Regions from separate parts of the Homo sapiens genome. Here regions 1 and 3 are each linked to region 2. A link is a contact called in ENCODE Hi-C or POLR2A ChIA-PET data. All regions are on one chromosome and are shown on one strand. Each heading gives the region's core, a stretch centred on a gene start or an enhancer-like site at or near the end of the contact. The rest is flanking DNA. Distances are from core to core; before and after follow the strand shown.

Evidence for each region. A loop is a pair of places that touch in the nucleus more often than their neighbours do. ChIA-PET counts read pairs that join two places held with the same protein, here RNA polymerase II (POLR2A). Pooled maps may share reads with other maps.
Region 1: a map of ascending aorta shows a loop between it and region 2 (4-fold over the local background). The contact joins the promoter of RTL5 here to the promoter of RPS4X in region 2. A Hi-C loop is called at or near these places in 3 of 168 maps with a recorded cell type or tissue (CD4-positive, alpha-beta memory T cell, ascending aorta and naive thymus-derived CD4-positive, alpha-beta T cell), 3 of 37 single-sample maps with no recorded cell type and 15 of 50 pooled maps. POLR2A ChIA-PET finds 5 or more read pairs at or near these places in 13 of 52 experiments (A549, A673, AG04450 and 10 more).
Region 3: a loop to region 2 is called in a pooled map, with 2.7 times the contacts of the local background. The contact joins the enhancer-like site here to the promoter of RPS4X in region 2. A Hi-C loop is called at or near these places in 1 of 168 maps with a recorded cell type or tissue (naive thymus-derived CD4-positive, alpha-beta T cell) and 7 of 50 pooled maps. POLR2A ChIA-PET finds 5 or more read pairs at or near these places in 2 of 52 experiments (PC-3 and T-cell).

The regions. Positions count from the first base shown.
Region 1 is chrX:72,130,663-72,133,991 of GRCh38, forward strand. It overlaps RTL5 (retrotransposon Gag like 5), which reads right to left and starts at 1,253. Exons shown (of 1, transcript NM_001405151.1): 1 at 1-1,253. The coding sequence starts at 878. It overlaps NHSL2 (NHS like 2), which reads left to right. Exons shown (of 8, transcript NM_001013627.3): 2 at 1,417-1,572. RefSeq lists silencers at 1,044-1,113, 1,274-1,333.
Region 2 is chrX:72,275,789-72,278,834 of GRCh38, forward strand. It overlaps RPS4X (ribosomal protein S4 X-linked), which reads right to left and starts at 1,460. Exons shown (of 7, transcript NM_001007.5): 1 at 1,405-1,460; 2 at 369-446. The coding sequence starts at 1,407. RefSeq lists enhancers at 960-1,039, 1,210-1,279.
Region 3 is chrX:72,093,133-72,096,656 of GRCh38, forward strand. All of the region lies in intron 1 of NHSL2 (NHS like 2), which reads left to right. Among named protein-coding and RNA genes, the nearest start is that of RTL5, 37 kb to the right of the region's middle. Within about 2 kb of position 1,964, at least 7 of the 41 ENCODE cell types and tissues checked have a DNase peak (open chromatin) inside an H3K27ac peak, as active enhancers do.

The sequences.
Region 1 (3,329 bases), core at 3-2,502, 150 kb before region 2:
TCTGTTGACCATAAGAGCTCTTTGCGGAAGAATTCCGACAGGCCTTTGAGGAATTGGTTTTGGAGGCGGCAGTCATCCCAAGACAAGAATTGGGCCAGGAACTGAAAAGCATCTGCATAGCTGCCGAGGGTACAGTGGCCCTGCTTGAGCTTGCGAATGGCCTTTTTAGCCACACGTGGGGGGATGGGGCCACAGAATTCCTTACGGATTTCATCCAGGAAGCGCGGGAAGTTGGCATGCAAGGGGCTTCCTTCCTGGGTGACCGAGATGGCCCAGTCCTTGGCTTCGCCAGTGAAAAAGGAGATCAGAAAGGCCACCCGCTCGGCGCCCCCGGGGAAATGAACCTCATGGTCGGCTATGAAGGTCTCTAGCTGCATCAGGAATTCAGCCAGGTAGACTGGGTCTCCTGAAAAGGGCTCTATCTCAGGCCGCTCCAGCGGTGCCAGAGGGGGTTGCGGGGGCGGTTCCTTTGACGCGGGCGGAGGCAGCGCCGGCGGGGGCGGGATGGGCAGCAGAGGGGGGTCAGCGGGCCCGTCGGGGGTGCTGCGATCCTGGATCACGTTAATCAAAAGATCATCCGAGATACAGTCGGGCTCCGCGCGTGGGGGAGGCCGGCACAAGAAGGGCAGTTCTCCCCCGGGAATGACTTCGATCTCACTGAGCGCGAACTCCAAGTTCTCCTCCGCAAGGACGGGCACTATGGGTACTGGCCAGCGGATGTAGCTGGAGACATTGCCCCGCAAGGAATTAACCTCGGCCAGGGCTCTCCCGAGCTGGAGGCCCAAATTGGCATTCTCCCCGCGAAGGGCATTTAATTCTTCGCGCAGGGCCACATTCGCCATGCGGAGGCTGTTGAGATTTCCTGACGCCTCAGACATCTCGACAAGCCCAGGGGCCCTGGGGCTCCGTGGTGGGGAAAGGGGAACTGGAACTACGGGCGGCCGGAGGAGGCCGAAATGCGGCGGCGGGGCTCGGGAGGGACCGAAGTGCGGCAGCGGGGCACGGGCCAGGCCGGGCCACACCCACCGGGGCGAGCTCGGAGGGCGGCGCTCTGGGCGGAGGGCCCGGCGGCTCGGCCCAGGGCGCGTTACCTCGTCGCCGGGGCCGGAGAGGGCGGGCGGAGGCACGGGGCCCGGAGGCGCCAGGCGGAGGATGCGGGCGACACGGTGGCGGCGGCGACCGCGCGACCGGGCGGGCGGGCGGGCAGGGGCGAGCGGAGCGGGAGGGAGCGGACTGCGGCAGGATCTGTCGAGGAAAAATCTTGCGGCCGGCGATTCCCCGCCTTTTAAGCGCAGCCTCGCACTCCCCCCACCCCACGCAGGGGCGGGCCTTGGGGAACCGCGGGCGCCCACTGGCCGCCGCGCGCCGCTCCCCTCCAGCTCGCCTGCGCCTCTCACTGACTCTCTCCTTCCCTAGCTGCAGCTAACTCGGGTCGGGAAAATGCGACAGCGACTGCCCACTCGAGGTCGTCATGGCGACAGCCAGTGAACGTGTTCCTCTCCTCGGGCAGGCCCCCGAGTGTAGAGGAGCTGCTTCGGGAGGCGCAGCTCAATCTCCAGAGCCTGTTGCAAGGTACCGAGAGGGAGGGGGGCTGCGGCCGGAGCCCAGAAGCGAGATGCGCAGCGGCAGGAGGGAGGCAAAGAAGAAAGAGGACAGGGACCAGCAAGATAAAGACAGAGAGTTTAAAAACAATCGACAAAGCAGTTTCCAGCTTTCACCTTTCAGCCTAATGATTCTGAAAGAGGCTATTTCCAGGGCTGTTTCCCCCCATCCCCAGCCCCTTTTTTCAGCTCAGTAGCCCATGGGGAAACAAGGACAGAGACTGAGGCAGGGCCATAAGTTATGCCATTCACCGAGAGCTGGGTGGGAGACTCCCACAATGTGGGCCTACATTCCCTCCAGCCCCCCTCTTGCCACATCGCCCATGCCTTTGGGATCCTGGCACCAGAAGACAAAGGGGGCATCTGCAGGATCTCCCACTCTGGGCTTCACTCACTCTGCTCTTGCAATAACCCCTGGATAGCTACTGCCTCACCAAAGTAAGCCCAATACACAGCACCCAGAGGTCACCTATTTTGTCCCCCCTAACCAAGCCTGAGCTTCTCGATGTAAAGAATCACATCTTGCTACCCTTAGGTTTCCAGAAGCACCTGGCACAAGGCTGGATTCCCTCCCCACCTGCCAAGAGGTGCTCAGTGGATGTTGAGCATGAAAAGAGGTCTTGTCAGCACTCCTTTATCTATACTAATAAAGGTTAACTCTAATGGCGAATAGAAAACTGCTGATGGGCCACCAACAGGATGACAGCCATAACCCCCACCCCCTACCAGGGCAGTGGTGACCTTGGAAAAGCAAGATGCCAAGGGACACCATGAGCCTTGTGTTCAGATAACAAAGGACTTGCCACACAGAAAAAGAGTCGATGTGCTCTGTGTTGCTACCATGGCAGAATTAGGACCAGTGGGTGGAAACCCAGAAGGAGGCACATTCCACCTCCAGATAAGGAAGAACTTTCTGACACACCTGACAGCCCCAACTGTCCGTGGAAGAAATGAGCTGCCTTGGGAGGGAGGGAGCTCCCCTTCCCTGCAGGTGTGTGCGCTGAGGCTGAAGAAACACCTAGAAGGGCTGCTGAGGAGGGAGTCTGGGCACAGAATGAGGCGTTGGACCAAAGAACCCCAAGAGCAACCCCAAATCTCTGTGATTCTGAGTCTTTGTTCAGTGTACATACAGCATGAATGTCCCTTCTCTACTCTCACTTTCTTCATGTATTCTCATCAAATTCATCACTTCAATCAACCCTATTCAAATCTTGTGCATCCTTACTCACTGATGATGCCGCTGAACTTCTGCCTCTTTTATGCTGTTACCTCCTCCTTCCCTCTCCTTCACCTTAGCCCTCCTAGACCTGACATCACTTACAGCGGGACTAAGGTGCAGGGAACACGGCCCACAAAGGCTCAAGTAAAAGTTCTTGACATCCAAGAAAGAACTCCAGATTGGACTTCCTGGTGTAAATCTCTTCTTGCTTCACACAGGTCATTTCCTTGGTAGGGTCGCAGAAAACCTTAAGAGCTGCAGGGCTTCAAAGAGAGGAACTTGCAGTCCAAAGTAGCAAAAGGTGTCTGCATTCTGAGCCTCTTTTCGTAACTGAGCACTCAAGGTGGGGATCATTGAGATAAGGGCTTGGTCCCCAAACCACCACAGCATGAATTTATTGACTTTCTCTTCTCCTCGATCCTCATGGTCCTGGGAAGCAAGCACTTTTCCATTTCCAAATCCAGTGGCTCAAACACCTGGAAATAGCCTAAAGAAAATGCAAGTCAGGC
Region 2 (3,046 bases), core at 210-2,709:
CCACCAGATCCACTAACTGAACACCAAGACCGTCCATATTACACCCAACTTGGACTTTTACACAGGAGGTGTAAAAAGCATCCAAAACTATTTCATACCTTAAAGTTTTATAGCATCTTCCCTGTCAGAGGACCAGGATCATTAAGAACATGAATCCTGAGTCCATGTAAATGTACTATGTGGTATGTGGAATAAATGAGGCACAAAAATATTAAATCGATTGGAAGTGGAGGACAGCTAGATAGTATAGCTCCTTCAAGGGCAGAGGAAGCCAAGAATAGATATTCCTCCCCTAGCCTGGTCCCCAAATGAGTCCTGGGAGACACTTAAAAACAGTGGCCACGGAAATATTTATATAAGATACTTACAAACACACCGGTCAATTTATCCAGCATCCAATGCTTTGGAGCTGCCACCCGCTTCAGATGCTTCTTGGGACCACGAGCCTGAAAGTTTTAGATTGCAATGCTGTTAATCAGGTTTCAGAACAGCTTATAAAACCTAGTGTGAAACTAAACTCTTAGTTTAGTTTCATCTTCAGCAAAATGTGGACAATATTAAAGTATAGTGTTCCGATAAAACAGAAACAAACACAGTTATTTAACAAACACCGTGAGATCCATAAGCTGCAACAAGCCTTCTTATTGTAACAGAGAATATTCTTGGTTACTATGTTTCAGAACGTTTACTGATTACTATCTTTCAGAACCTTGCTAAAGTGTTTCCATGTTACTGTTTGAAACTGTATCTGCTTAGAGGTTAGGGTCTTTCAAGAACACCATACTAGTGAAACGCACAGCAACAGAAATGAGCCAGGAGTCTACCTGTGTTTCTAAAGTTTTCACAATTTATTACCGTCTGTTTTTGACACGTATGGAACAAGATTCTGACATCCGCACAAACACATGTGCTGCTCCTTCGTACACTAAAGCCAAAAGCTGACACCAATTTTACTTTAAAAAGAGTAAGGAAGCCTTTTTAATGCTGTGTCCAGATGCTTACCGGCCACGTATGGTAAAGTCAGGCCGTGCCAAAAAGGCAATGACAAAGAAAACCTTTCTCCGCCGGGCACCCCCAGCGCCCACCAACCTCGGGCTCGCAGTCTGAGCTCCTGGCCCAGCCGCGGCTCCGGCCCGGGAGGAAAAGCAGCTTCTCCCGGGATCAGGACGTATGGCCGGGTCAGAAACCGAGGCCTTCCCAACAGCAGCACCAGATCTGCGCCTCCCCAACCCTAGGCCAGCGTTCGCCCTTCGCCCTGGAGCCCGTCCCGGCCTACCACGGAGGCCGTGATCCCTTCGCCTCTGCCCGGCCATCCCCAGTAGGAATCCCGAAACCTCGGGCAGCCCCGGCCGGGGGAGGATGGAGGCGGATACGTCCTAAGAGCTCGCTAACTAAACGGCTTACCATGGCTGCGTTAGGCAAGGAAAGAGGACCTCCGTCTTCCGGTGCGCGTAGAAATTGGGGCTGGAGACTGCGCGCGCCGGATTTTCAGCTGCTCCGCCCAGCTCAGCCCTTTGCTGGCGCGCCGGGACTCTTTCTTGCCATCTGCTGGTGGGAGGTCAGAAGTCCCGAGTTGAGGAACCGCCGCGGAAAGAGGGTGTCTCCTAAGGGCGATTTCCTCCCTCCCCTTTTTCCGCCCTTCCTCCTCCCATATTTGCTGAGCGCCTCTTGTGTGCCTTATTCTGTGCTAGGTGCTGGGAATACAAAGATGAGCTACACAACATCCCTGGCCTCAAGGAGAGTTCAAAGTGAGCTTACTTCCAGTCTCACGTACAGATGATTCTACGCCTGTAATCCCAGCACTTTGGGAGGCCGAGGCGGGCGGATCATGAGGTCAGGAGATCGAGACCATCCTGGCTAACACAGTGAAACCCCGTCTATACTAAAAAAAAATACAAAAAAATTAGCCGGGCATAGTGGCGGGCGCCTGTAGTCCCAGCTACTCGGGAAGCTGAGGCAGGAGAATGGCGTGAACCCCGGAGGTGGAGCTTGCAGTGAGCCGAGATCGCGCCACTGCACTCCAGCCTGGGCGACAGAGCGAGACTCCGTCTCAAAAACAAAACAAAACAAAACAAAACAAAGAACTTGTATATAATCAATAGAATACATTTTAATAAATATTTAATGTTATTTCTTAAACGTATTTTGTCTGTCCCTTTTTTGTGTTCCCTTGAGCCAGCCAGGCAGCCCATACTGAGTTGGGAAGAGCCAACAACGTTTTTAACCCCCTCTTGCTTCTCTGCTTGAACTCTGACATCCTCCCCCTTGCTTCCTGTACAACGCATTTGGCACTTATAGAGACTCAGGGAGGAGAGAGGATATTAGAAATCGTCTGGTTATATCTAACTAAAATGTAGATCTGATCCTGCTTCGAAACTGCCCTTGGCCCTCTGTTTCCTGCCGTAAGGGAGCAGGTCTGAACTTTATCTGGCTCCATTGCTCTCTCTCCCCAATCCCAAACTTCAAAGCTCAAGCCCCACCAAGCTAGTTTGTTCCGAGGGAGTCAGCTCTTTTTGTTTGTTTGTTTGGGAGACAGGGTCTCACTCTGTCACCCAGGCTGTAGTGCATGGCTCACTGCAGCCTCGACAGACAGCCCGGGCTCAAGCGATCCTCTCACTTCAGCCCCCACGAGTAGCTGGGACAACAGGCGCACGCCACTGCACCCAACTAATTTTTTGTAGTTTTATTTTTTTGTAGAGACGGGGTTTCGCCATGTTACCTAGGCTGGTCTCAAACTCCTGGACTCAAGCGATCCGCCCGCCTCGACCTCCCAAAGTGCTGGGATTACAGGCCTGAGCCACTGCGCCTGGCTAGAGTCAGCTCTTTCAAGACTGCTTGTGGACTCGATTCCTTAGCTTGGAACTGCCACAAACAGCCAAACCCCCTTCCTGGGTACCACCTAATCCCACACCTCAGCCTTGGAAATGCACAGTTCAAGTCCCTCTGGTTCTGTGGGCTCGTGGTCCCCTCAGTCAGGGTAAATCCCTCATTCTTGCCCCAGAGGCTTGTGTTCAAACTTGGTGAGGGCACACAGCACATTAGGTAG
Region 3 (3,524 bases), core at 714-3,213, 180 kb before region 2:
ACAGCCAGGTACCACAAATATGTCTACTTCTTGATGTTCACAACTAAAGGAAAAAGCCTTTTATTTCTCTTGTTCAATTAGCTTTGAGACAAGGCAAGCCATCTCATCAATTTGCTAATATTGCTTTCAAATATTTATAAAGTCTGTCTCCTTATGATGGTTCTATAACCTGAGTTCTAATCTATTCTCTGGACTGTTTACCCAGATATATTGGAATTTGTTGCCAGGAAAGGTGGTTTCTCTGCAGATGTAGAACCTTGGCCAGGTCCCTACATGGCAGTAGTCAGGTTATCTCCATCCAATACACAAGCAGTTACCAGTCATTTCCTGAATACCTGGCCTTGTGCTGTGAGCAACATTATTTCTTCAATCCAGGAGTCAAGGAGATGGCTGAGAAAGGGCCTGCTTCCTTCCAAAGTCCAAGGTATTCTATAGGGTGGGTGACCCACAGGTTGTCTGCCTCACCTTCCATTGATAGATGTTGAGGATGCTTCCATTTTCACCTTATTACTAGCAATGGAGCAATGAACATCCTTGGACTTATATCTGTGTGCGTGTGTGTGAATATTCCCCTAGTATAGCTTGCTTGCTTTCTTTCTTTCTTTCTTTCTTTCTTTCTTTCTTTCTTTCTTTCTTTCTTTCTTTCTTTTCCTTTCTTTCTTTCTTTCAAAACCTACTCTTCTCTGTTGCCCAGGCTGGAGTGCAGTGGCATGATCTCAGCTCGCTGCAGCCTCTACCTCCTGGGTTCAAGTAATTCTCCTGCCTCAGCCACCCGAGTAGCTGGGATTACAGGTGTGCTCCACCACGCTTGGCTAATTTTTGTATTTTTAGTAGAGACGGGGTTTCACCATGTTGGCCAGGCTGGTCTGAAACTCCTGACCTCAGGTGATCCACCTGCCTTGGCCTCCCAAAATGCTGGGATTACCGGTGTGAGCCACCGTGCCCAGCCCTAGTATAGCTTTATGAAAGTGCAGTTACAGCATCCAACAGTGTATAAATAGTTACTTTAAATAAGTACCAGAATATTACCCTCAAAAAGGCTTAAGAAGTTACACTTCCACCCTTTACCTCGGTTATTGCACTCCTAGGTCTATACCCTAGAGAAACTCTGAGACAGGTGAATGATGGCATATATGCTGTGAATGTTCATGATGGCAAAGAATGGTATGGACAATTTGATGCAATTTATACAGTTTAAGAACATACAACCCATACTGTATAGTTTATTGTTTATGAGCACATACATAGCACATTTCAAAACATGCAGGGGGCTTTGACTCAAGCTGTAGTATTTTATTTCTTTAGGAAAAATGTTCTGGGGCAAATAAAGGGAAATGAATTTGTTCCTGATATTTTTTCATATGCTTGAAAGAGTTCGTCATCTAAAAAAAAAAACAAGACAAGAAAAAGGCAGGGCAGGTTCACAGCCCCTCCAGAGCCCACCCTTTTGTTCAAGGGCACCTGGTACATCAGAGAGATGGATAACCTCCATGGGAAGAGACTTTGCACCCCAATTCACTAAGAGCCCCTTCTCTCCCAGACATCAGTATAAATCCTTAGGATCTATTGCTTGAGTAACCTTATGATTCTCGACTTCCAGGCCCAAGAGAATGATAACCAAATTTTTGCAGTTGTCACCCTAACACTGGGACCTGCCTGCCTGTCCATCATGGAGCTCTAAGTATACTTGAACCACATGTGAGGAGTAATTGGGGCAAATTTTAGATTCAACCCTGGATTTGGCAATGCCCTTTACCATGAGCCCACCATTGCAACGCAGGGTGCAGTAAAGCAAGAGCATTGCAAAGCTCTTTCTGAAACCAGAATTTTGCCATAATGCCTCCTGCTAACAGTGTTGCCTGATTAGCAGACACAATGGGACCATCAGGCCTTATCAGCACCACTTGGTCTAAAACAGAAACCAGGAAGGGCTGTCTCTCAGTGCTTGGCCCCTGTTGCCATGGCCCCTGTTGCCATGGTTCCCAAGCACTTTTGCTTATGATTTCTCTCAATCGCTTATAGCATCCATCAGCAAGCAGGACCTAGAAGCTCTTTCGGGCAGACTGAGAAGAAAGCTGTAAACAGGAAAGATAAGAGCAAGTAAGGGAAGTAATTAAACGAGCAAACAAGAAATGTAGATGGAAAGAATTTGGGGTGAGGCCCAGAAAACAGCTTTTGTTATGTAAAAGAAATCTTCTTGAGATGTGATAGACCAAGGTGTCTGGGTCAGAATTTGCCAAGAAGTGCCCATTATGTAGCTGCCATGTGGTATAGGTACAGCAACTCTGTGCCCTGGATTTTCCAGAAAAGTCCCAGTTTCAAGTATTTTATTCTGTTTGTCAGACCAAGAATTCTGATTTGAGATTCAGAAAATAAGGTCACTGTAGTTAGAGTAGTCATCCAGGAAAGCCTGATTTAGAATCCATTGTCCTCCCGGGCTGGTTGGCAGGGAATCCCCACAGGACTTGCCTCTAGGGCCCTGAAGGCCTGAGTAAAGTAGCCCCTTATACAGCCAAGAAATATCAAAGTGCCTCTCAACTCCATGCCCTCCACACTCCCGTAGCTCTCTGAGGGGTTTAGCCAGAAAGGCATGGGCTTTTGACCCCCATAGACCTGGATTTCAATATGCTCTGCATTAACTCTGCCAACATAGGCAATGCTCTGAGCCTCAATTTCCTCATCTGCAAAATGAGAGCAATAACACAGGGTTATGACAGGGTTATTCTGAGCATCAAATGAAGTTTTTGTTACCTTTAAAGCACTGTACAAATGTGCACTGCTAAAATCCATTCCTTCATTCAACAAATAAGTGTCTACTACATGCCAGGCATGAGGCCAGGCCTGAGATTACAGTGGTCATCAAAACAGACAGGGTTCCTGCTGGCACCCTGAGCTTTCAGGTCACAGGGGTAGACATATTAGCCAAAGATCTCCTCATCCGAGGTCCAAGCAGAAGGGAGATGCAGTAGGGCTGCTCTTTTAAAAAGCTGACTGTGGCTGCTTCGTAGAGCCAGAGGGCAGGAGAGGGGGCTGGGAGGCCACTTAGGAGACTTCTGCCTGCAATAGTGGCTTGGTCTAGGGTGGTGGCAGTGCTGATGGTAAGAAATGGCCAGATTCTGGACAGATTTGGTAAGTAGAATCAACGGAACTTGGTGACGGACTAACTTTTGGGAGTGAGGAAGAGGCAAGGAGATATTTTAGCTAACTGTGTCCCCAGGACTTGGGCCACTGGAGCCCATAAAGCCAATCCCAAGGCTGGTGAGGTACAATGTATGGAGGGTCCATTTCTCCTTATCTCGCCTCTGTAGAGCAGTATGATGTCAGTCCTTCAGTCCAGAAATCAGCTTGCTAGACTTAATCTGAAAAAAGCATTTAGTACTTAAAAATTGTATAGGATAATATATGGCATTCTAGCTTTATGTTGAACGCAGAATTCCTCTTAAAGGTAAATTGTTTGCTTCCAATTTTTAAGTTGTTTTAAAATTGACAAATGTAATTATTTGTACATATACATGGGGTATACA